Regions from separate parts of the Homo sapiens genome. Here region 1 is linked to region 2. Evidence: chromatin contacts called from ENCODE Hi-C or POLR2A ChIA-PET data. All regions are on one chromosome and are shown on one strand. The core of a region is the stretch at or near the end of the contact, and the rest is flanking DNA. Distances in the headings are between cores, read along the strand shown.

Region 1 (5,146 bases), core at 1,374-3,873, 110 kb after region 2:
CATGAGCCACTGCACTCTGCCTGAGGCAATTTCTAGATAAACTTTAAGCTGCTTGATGGTTTTTGAGAAACGGATGCAAGAATATTTATTTTACATCTTTTTCTTTCTTTCAAATTACACTTTAAGTTCTAGGGTACATGTGCACAACGTGCAGGTTTGTTACATAAGTATGCATGTGCCATGATGGTGTGCTGCACCCATTAACTCGTCATTTACATTAGGTATATCTCCTAATGCTATCCCTCCCCCTTCCCCCACCCCACGACAGGCTCCGGTGTGTGATGTTCCCCTTCCTGTGTCCAAGTGTTCTCATCGTTCAATTCCCACCTATGAGTGAGAACATGTGGTGTTTGGTTTTTTGTCCTTGCAATAGTTTGCTGAGAATGACGGTTTCCAGCTTCATCCATGTCCCTACAAAGGACATGAACTCATCATTTTTTATGGCTGCATAGTATTCCATGGTGTATATGTGCCACATTTTCTTAATCCAGTCTATCATTGATGGCCATTTGGGTTGGTTCCAAGTCTTTGCTACTGTGAATGGTGCCACAATAAACATACGTGTGCATGTGTCTTTATAGTAGCATGACTTATAATCCTTAGGGTGTATACCCAGTAATGGGATTGCTGGGTCAAATGGTATTTCTAGTTCTAGATCCTTGAGGAATCGCCACACTGTCTTCCGCAATGGCTGAACTAGTTTACAGTCCCACCAACAGTGTAAAAGTGTTCCTATTTCTCCACATCCTCTCCAGTACCTGTTGTTTCCTGACTTTTTAATGATCGCCATTCTAACTGGTGTGAGATGGTATCTCATTGTGGTTTTGATTTGCATTTCTCTGATGGCCAGTGATGATGAGCATTTTTTTAAGTGTCTGTTGGCTGCACAAATGTCTTCTTTTAAGAAGTGTCTGTTCATATCCTTTGCCCACTTTTTGATGGGGTTGTTTGTTTTTTTCTTGTAAATTTGAGTTCTTTGTAGATTCTGGGTATTAGCCCTTTGTCGGATGAGTAGATTGCAAAGATTTTCTCCCATTCTGTAGGTTGCCTGCTCACTCTGACGGTAGTTTCTTTTGCTGTGCAGAAGCTCTTTACTTTAATTAGATCCCATTTGTCAATTTTGGCTTTTGTTGCCATTGTTTTTGGTGTTTTAGACATGAAGTCCTTACCCGTGCCTATGTCCTGAATGGTATTGCCTAGGTTTTCTTCTAAGGTTTTATGGTTTTAGGTCTAACATTTAAGTCTTTAATCCATCTTGAATTAATTTTTATATAAGGTACAAGGAAGGGATCCAGTTTCAGTTTTCTACATATGGCTAGCCAGTTTTCCCAGCACCATTTATTAAATAGGGAATCCTTTCCCCATTTCTTGTTTTTGTCAGGTTTGTCAAAGATCAGATGGTTGTAGATGTGTGGTATTATTTCTGAGGGCTCTGTTCTGTTCCATTGGTCTATATCTCTGTTTTGGTACCAGTACTTTGCTGTTTTGGTTACTGTAGCCTTGTAGTATAGTTTGAAGTCAGGTAGCATGATGCCTCCAGCTTTGTTCTTTTGGCTTAGGATTGTCTTGGCAATGCGGGCCCTTTTTTGGTTCCATATGAACTTTAAAGTGGTTTTTTCCAATTCTGTGAAGAAAGTCATTGGTAGCTTGATGGGGATGGCATTGAATCTATAAATTACCTTGGGCAGTATGGCCAAGCAATGTATAGACATTAGACCATTAGACATCAGATTGTGAGTCTTTTTTTTTTTTTTTTTTTTTGCAATAAGGTAGAAATGCATTTCTTCAAATGTGTCTGGGTACTATATGCCTATTTGTTTGGCATTCACCAAGGGTACTATAAGTTGAAAATGATAGTTGCAGGTAGAATCCTAAAGTTAGAACTGGGAGTTGACTTGCTATAAACGATTTCCTATGCTTTCTAAACAAGCTGGAGAAGGACGCTAGTGAATTCACTGAGCTACAAACTTTTTTTTTTTTTTTTTTTTTTTTGAGACAGGGTCTTGTTCTGTCATCTAGGCTAGAGTGCAGTGGTGTGATTCTCAGGTCACTGCAGCCGAGAATCTCTTGGGCTCAAGCAATCCTTCCACTTCAGCCTCCCAAGTAGCTGAGACTAGAGGGGAGCTACCACCACACCTGACTAATTTTTTTGAAAATAACTTTTTGTAGAAACGAGGTCTCACCATGTTACCTAGGCTGGCCTCAAATTCCTGGGCTCAGGAGATCTTTGGCAAGTTACTTCTCAATGTCACATTTGTTTTTCATTGGAAAAATGGAGGCTAGTGTAGTATTTTTCTCACGGGGATATTGTGAGGATTAAACAAGAAGTTATAATGTAATATCTATACAGCACCCAACACAACACCTTACTAACAGCTGGTACTCAATATCAAACAGTATTTCTTTCTTTCAGGTTTTAGAAAAATAGTTTAAAATCTAGAGTTAATTAACCTTCTTATGACCTTGTTAAAGGGTCTGCTTCCATATGCTGCTTGCCAGATGGCCCACTTACAAATGAGAAGCCAACAGCTCACCTGTGATAAATCAGCCCATTGAAGGTCAATGCAGTGAAGTAAACGGGGTTCGCATAACTGCGAATGTGCAACTGCACAAACTCAAGGAAGCAATTTTCAGTGACAGGGCGTGGTAGAGTGAGACAAGAAAAGCATGAGTCAGAAGACCTCAATTTGACTCAGCTCAGCACATAATACTTAACCTCTTTGAATGATTTCTTAGTTATGTGCCTTAGGGAAACTACTTAAGCTCTTTGGATCATTATTTTTCTCATCTGTAAAACTGGGATGAGAATATACAATTCATGGAGTTTTTTGTGATCACGGTGACTGCACAGAGTAGGGGCTCAGTAGATTCAGTGAGGGCTGCAGCTAGGCAGTGTGAATATTAGTTCCCTTCTCATTTTCTTTTTTTTTTTTTTTTGAGACAGAGTCTCGCTCTGTCGCCCAGGCTGGAGTTCAGTGGCGCGATCTGGGCTCACTGCAAGCTCCGCCTCCCGGGTTCACGCCATTCTCCTTCCTTAGCCTCCCGAGTAGCTGGGACTACAAGGCGCCCACCACCATGCCTGGCTAATTTTTTTGTATTTTTAGTAGAGATGGGGTTTCACCGTGTTAGCCAGGATGGTCTCGATCTCCTGAACTCATGATCCGCCCGCCTCGGCCTCCCAAAGTGCTGGGATTACAGGAGTGAGCCACCGCGCCCAGCCTCCCTTTTCATTTTCTATGGCTATTTTGGGAAAAGAGTAACAACAGCGGGAGTGCAGGCAGAGCAGTCCCTAAGCAACGTTATGATGTATGTGCTTGATACAAGTCAGTCACAAATTGTTCAGTGCACAGTAAGTTTTCACTTAATGCTGTTGATAGATTCTTGGAAACCGTGACTTTAGGTGAACTGACTATAAAAAAAAATTATCACGGCCTAATTGATATAAACAACAGTTAAGTTCCTATGGCATATATTCCTGGTCACAAAAACATCATCAAACTTGTTAATAAAGACTCAGGCCGGCCGTAGTGTCTCACGCCTGTAATCCCAACACTTGGGGAGACCAAGGTGGGCAGATTACCTGAGGTCAGGAGTTCAAGATCAGCCTGGCCAACATGGTGAAACCCTGTCTCTGCTAAAAACACAAAAATTAGCTAGGCATGGTGGCATGCCTGTAATCCCAGCTGCTCAGGAGGCTGAGGCAGGAGAATCACTTGAACCCAGGAGGGGGAGGTTGTGGTGAGCCGAGATCACACCACTGCACTCCAGCCTGGGCAACAGAGCAAGATGCAGTCTCAAAAAAAAAAAAAAAGACTCAAAACATTTCCAGTATTAAATATTGAAATAAATGTGAGCTATACATGCATTTAGGAAAGATTAGGCCAGGTGAGGTAGCTCATGCCTATAATCCCAGCATTTTGGGAAGCCAAGGTGTGCAGATAACTTGAGTCTAAAAGTTCAAGACCAGCCTGGGTGACATGGTGAAACCCCCGTTTCTACAAAAAAATACAAAAATTAGCTGAGCATGGTGGTGTGCACCTGTGGTCCCAGCTACTTAGGAGGCTGAGGTGGAAGGATCGCTTGAACCTGGGAGGTGGAGGTTGCAATGAGCTGAGATCATGCCACTGTGCTCCAATCTGGGAGACAGACCAAGACCTCCCTCAAAAAAAAAAAAAAAAAAAAAATTAATAAAAGCAAGTAAGATTTACCTATTTTTGGTGAATCAGTGAGTAACAGTGGTCATACTGGTGGTGGGTTAAACCAAGGAATAAATGTGTGCAGAGTGAAAATTGTAAGGCGCAACTCCTCCCACCACACAGGGTAAATGAGAACAAATTCAGCAGTCTCCCTGAGTGCTTTCATACCTCATTGTTTATTGTGTATTTGTATGAGTATTGTCTACTTTATTGTGTATTTGTATGATTATCATCTACTTTACGAATTTTTATTTTACAATAATTTATATTCATTCATTCATTCATTTTCCGACTCATTTATTCCAGTTCAGGGTCCTGAGTGGCCAGAGCCTATCCTGACAGCTTAGGGAACAAGGTGGGAAGCAGCCCTGGATAGGACCTTATCCCATCATAGGGCACACATATGCACGCGTGCACACATGCACACACACTCACTCAGACTAGAACAATGTAGACACGCCAGTGAACCTAATGTGCACATCTTTGGGATGTGAGAGGAAAGTAGTTGGCATGGCATGGGGAGAACCAGCAAACTCTGCACAGACAGTGACCCCAGCCAGGAATTGATTCTTTTTTTACCCCCCTCATCAGCATTGTAATAAAACAACATTGGGTGAAACAATGTTATTCTAGAATCTAAAAGGGGACCACTGTGGGTGGAAATCCAGTCTGTGCTCCAAGATGTGCAACAGGGGTCTCTCTCTCTCTCTCTCTTTTTTTTTTGAGACAGAGTCTTGTTCTGTCACCCAGGCTGGAGTGCAATGGCATGTTCTCAGCTTACTGCAACCTCCGCCTCCCAGGTTCAAGCGATTCTCCTGACTCGGCCTCTTGAGTAGCTGGAGTTACAAGCACGCGCCACCACGCCTGGCTAATTTTTGTGTTTTTTAGTAGAGATGGGGTTTCACCATGTTGGCCAGACTGGTCTTGAACTCTTGAGCTCAGGTGATCCA
Region 2 (4,904 bases), core at 948-3,447:
GAAAGTGTGACTGGCCTGTAGATGAAACTGCTGGCACAGAGTAAAGTTGTGCTTTCTTTGAATTCACTCAGGGCAAAACAATAAATAAATGTATCCTGACAGAAAAACAAGGACACTTGATAATTGACTTGTGATGCATGACTTTTGTTCAATTCACCTCTATCAGAAATGGATTTGGGTATAGAGAAAACACATTTAATAATTTCATCTAGGCTGGGCATGGCGGCTCATGCCTATAAACCCAGCACTTTGGCAGGCCGAGGCAGACGGATCACCTGAAGTCAGGAGTTCGAGGCCAGCCTAGCCAACATGGTGAAACTCCATCTCTCCTACAAATACAAAAATTAGCGGGGCATGGTGGTGCATGCCTGTAATCCCAGCTATTGGGAAGCTGAGGCAGGAGAATCGCTTGAACCCAGGAAGCGGAGGTTACAGTGAGCCAAGATCATGCCATTGCACTCTAGCCTGGGCAACAGAGGGAGACTCTGTCTCCAAAAATAAAAAAATTACTTCATCTAACATATGAAACCAGACAGAAGATCCAGATTTTACAAAGAACTCTTCTTGCAAACACAAACCACAAACACACAAAACGCAGAAATAACTCAAATTATCTTGTTGCATTATTAGCTATAGTTTAGCAACTGAACGCAACTCCCTGAATTTTAACCTTGACATGCAAAATGTCTAAGAAATCCATCCTTTTCATTGTTCATCACTCATGTTTGCTGAACTCAAATACCTGATATCATAGGAACTGCTGTAGTGGAACTGAAACTTCGCTGAGGCAAAGCTACATAACAGCAGGTTGTGTTAATTACATAAAATCTTTTTTTTTTTTTTTTTTTTTTTTGAGACTCAGTCTTGCTTTGCCGCCCAGGCTGAAGTGCAGTGGCACAATCTCAGCTCACTGCAACCTCCACCTCCCGGGTTCAAGCAATTCTCCTGACTCAGCCTCCTGAGTAGCTGGGACTACAGGTGCATGCCACCATGCCAGGCTAGTTTTTGTATTTTTAGTAGAGACAGGGTTTCATCACATTGGCCAGGTTGGTCTTGAACTTCTGACCTCAGGTGATCCACCCACCTCCGCCTCCCAGAGTGCTGGGATTATAGGCATGAGCCACCATGCGGGGCCTAATTACATAAAATCTTGATAGTCATTTGAAGTTTGTGCTGTCCTCAAAGTTACTTGGTCTTCTAGAAGTTATGTTTCCAAAGAGATTTTATTCTGTCTCTACAACCCGATATCAGAAATACCACAAAGACTCAACTTAACATATATGATAACATTTAGCATCAGGAAGATCCAGAAAAAAAGAATCACCTTAGGCAGTTGAACTGAAAGAACTAAGAAAAAATATGCTAATCATGGTTATTGGTCCTAGATCCTTTTAACTACCTCCTTTAACCTCACATTCCAAGAGTACTTTTGGCTTAGAACATGATAGAAAATAGCAAAGAAGTGATAACTTGAAAGTGAAGATGAACCATCTGAAACATATGATTAAAAAGATTGAACTGCATTATTCTACTTTAAGATATACTTCTGATCAACTTATAAGACTATGTTTCATACTTTTCTGTCTCTGAATCCAGAACGTTTCTTCTTTTTCTCTTCTGGGTGAGGGGCAAGATCTGCAGTCTTTTTCTCATGGTTACAAACATCCCCTTCATCTTTATTCTTCCCTTTATCACCGATGTCACTTTTTAGGTTGTCTACACATGGTGGAGATTCTGCATGGGCCCTGGATATGCAAAAAAGAAATCTAGATTAATCTTGAACGTCCATCATACTAGACAAATAAGCAAACAGATACAGCTTAGCAGAGCAACAGCAATGAAATTTGTCAAATATTCTACATGAAGAAGTTCCTCAAAAAATATAAAATAGAACTTCCACATGATCTCTGGTTATATATCCCAAAGAAATGAAAGGGTCTCAAATAAATATTTGCACATCCATGTTCACAGCAGCACTATGCACAATAGCTGAAAGGTGGAAACAACTCAAAAGTCCATTGGCAGATGAATAAACAAAATGTGGTATATACAGATAATGGAATATTTTTCAGCTTTAAAAGGAAAGGAAATCCTGTCACAAGCTACAACGTGGATGAATCTTGAGGGCGTTATGCTAAGTGAAATAAACCAGTCACAAAACCACAAATATTGTATGACTTCACTTACATGAGTTACCTGGAATATTTAGATTTACAGAAACAGAAAGTAGAATGGGGGTTACCAGGGGCTGAGGGAAGGGGAAGCAAGGAAGTTGCTCTTGAATAAGTAGAGTTTCAGTTTTGCAAGATGAAAACGTTCTGGAGATCTGTTTCACAATGATGTGAATACCCTTTAAACTACTGAACTGCATATTTTAAAATGGTGAAGACATGTGACAGAAGCCCTCATCCACACGTCTTCCCATTGAAACCAGAGACGATGAGCCCTTCCAGTACAAAAACTAAATGTACTAGACTTCCAGCCATAGAGCGCCTCCTTGTTCTTCATCTCACTCCAACTCTTCCCATTCTCATTCTCCCCTTGTCCCAACTGTAACTGAAAGGGTGGAATATCAAGGTCTTTAGAAAAAAATGGTTAAGATGTAAGTTTTATGTTATGCACCTTTCACTACAATAAAAAGGAACATAAATAAAGAAGAAATAGGGGACCAAAATAATATAAGTATTTCTTTTTTAAAAAATAATATAAGTATTTCTGGTAGTTGAAGCCATTGCTGCAATGATATAATACTAAAATTAATTAAATATTACAGAACTGATGAAATACAAAAAGAAGACTTTTGCTTACAGCCATAATGGAGCAAACGATAATAGATCTGACTTCCTACCAGGGCAAAAATACAGAAAATTGAACAAAATATATCAAATGACTGCTTTCAGACACTGCACAGTATGCAACTCTCTAAGAAAATGGTGGCCTGGCCAGGCGTGGTGACTCACACCTGTAATCCCAGCACTTCGGGAGGCCGAGGTGGGTGGATCACTTGAGGTCAGGAGTTCGAGACCTGCCTAGCCAACATGGCAAAAAACCATCTCTACTAAAAATACAAAAGTTAGCCGGGTGTGGTGGTGCTTGCCTGGTCCCAGCTACTTGAGAAGCTGAGGCAGGAGAATGTCTTGAACCCAGGAGGCAGAGGTTGCAGTGAGCCGAGATTGTACCAATGTACTCCAGCCTGGGTGACAGAGTGAGACTCCATCTCAAAAAGAAAAAAAAAAAAAAAAAAAGAAAAGAAAAATGGAGGCCTATAATTGCCCAGAATTTCTGTCTGGAAACATTTTCTAGACCACAAAGAGGATCCCAAGCCAAATACAGTGATCTTGCTAAACTAAAGTGACAGAGATCAAAGTTTGGAAAACCTGAGGTGCCTGGAATTGGTGAGGCAGAGGACTCAAAAGGAAAAAGTCACACAGAGAAAGAGCTCCAAAAATGTACACAGAACACTCTCGAGTATTGAGTCAACACTCAGCAGTGCATTCTTAGGATGAAACTACACAAAGTAGTTGCCAAGGAGCCACAGGCCAGTCAATTTCCAGAGCTCACAAGCAGGAAACAATCAAGCTCTACCAAGTCAGACTAGAGGAACCTCACTGAACACCCAAGGCATTTAGTAACATCCCAGAAAGATCATGCTATATTAATAGGGCTAAGATAGCTCTAGAGGCTGGGCATGGTGGCTCATGCCTGTAATCCCAACACTTTAGGAGGCTGAGGTGGGCAAGTCACTTGACCCCAGGAGTTCAAGACCAGCTTGACCAACATGGTGAAACCCTATCTCTACTAAAAATACAAAAAAAAAAAAAAAATTACCCAAAGGATCATACATCATGCTGCTATAAAGACACACGCACACGTATGTTTATTGCGGCACTATTCACAATAGCAAAGACTTGGAACCAACCCAAATGTCCAACAATGATAGACTGGATTAAGAAAATGTGGCACATATACACCATGGAATACTATGCAGCCATAAAACATGATGAGTTCGTGTCTTTTGTAGGGACATGGATGAAGCTGGAAACCATCATTCTCAGCAAACTATCGCAAGGACAAAAAACCAAACACTGCATGTTCTCACTCACAGGTGGGAATTAAACAATGAGAACACATGGACACAGGAAGGGGAACATCACACGCCGGGGCCTGTTGTGGGGTGGGGGGAGGGGGGAGGGATAGCATTAGGAGATATACCTAATGTTAAATGATGAGTTACTAGGTGCAGCACACCAACATGGCACATGTATACATATGTAACTAACCTGCACGTTGTGCACATGTACCCTAAAACTTAAAGTATAATAAAAAAAAAAAAATTAGCCATGGTGGTGCACACCTGTAATCCCAGCCGGGCATGGTGGTGCACACCTATAATCCCAGCTACTTGAGAATTGCTTGAACCCAGAGGCAGAGGTTGCAGTAAGCTGAGATCATGCCACTACACTCCAGCCTGGGCGACAGAGCAAGACTCCATCTCAAAAAAACAAACAAACAAAAATAAAAAACAGAGAGTGACAGAGTCAGAAAAACAGTAACTATGTATTTTAAGAAAGAGAAGACTGTGGCTCACTACATTTTCTCTTCTTTCCAAGGAAGTTTCCATAACTAGTGAAAAAAATTATCAGGGACACTAAAGTACCAAGGTTCCTTTGTTAATTTCACAGGGTCACCAAATTGTGAAGTCTCAGAAAGCATTCATTTTCTTTTTTTTTTTTTTTTTTTTTTTGGAGACAGTTTTTCTCTGTCACCCAGGCTGGAGTACAATGGCACAATCTTGGCTCACTGCAACCTCCACCTGCCTCCCAGGTTCAAACAATTCTCCTGCCTCAGCCTCCCAAGTAGCAGGGACTACAGGCTCACGCCCTGTGTCTGGCTATTTTTTGTAT

What was found. Hi-C counts contacts between places; a loop is a spot of excess contacts on that map. ChIA-PET counts read pairs that join two places held with the same protein, here RNA polymerase II (POLR2A). Pooled maps may share reads with other maps.
Region 1: a pooled map shows a loop between it and region 2 (2.3-fold over the local background). The contact joins two enhancer-like sites. A Hi-C loop is called at or near these places in 5 of 50 pooled maps. POLR2A ChIA-PET finds 5 or more read pairs at or near these places in 8 of 52 experiments (BJ, GM12878, PC-9 and 4 more).

What each region holds. Positions count from the first base shown.
Region 1 is chr10:72,673,933-72,679,078 of GRCh38, forward strand. No RefSeq gene overlaps it. Among named protein-coding and RNA genes, the nearest start is that of MCU, 16 kb to the right of the region's middle. RefSeq lists a silencer at 2,519-2,813. Within about 2 kb of position 2,624, at least 6 of the 41 ENCODE cell types and tissues checked have a DNase peak (open chromatin) inside an H3K27ac peak, as active enhancers do.
Region 2 is chr10:72,561,319-72,566,222 of GRCh38, forward strand. It overlaps MICU1 (mitochondrial calcium uptake 1), which reads right to left. Exons shown (of 12, transcript NM_001195518.2): 3 at 1,577-1,745. Among named protein-coding and RNA genes, the nearest start is that of MICU1, 62 kb to the right of the region's middle. RefSeq lists a silencer at 638-747. Within about 2 kb of position 2,198, at least 3 of the 41 ENCODE cell types and tissues checked have a DNase peak (open chromatin) inside an H3K27ac peak, as active enhancers do.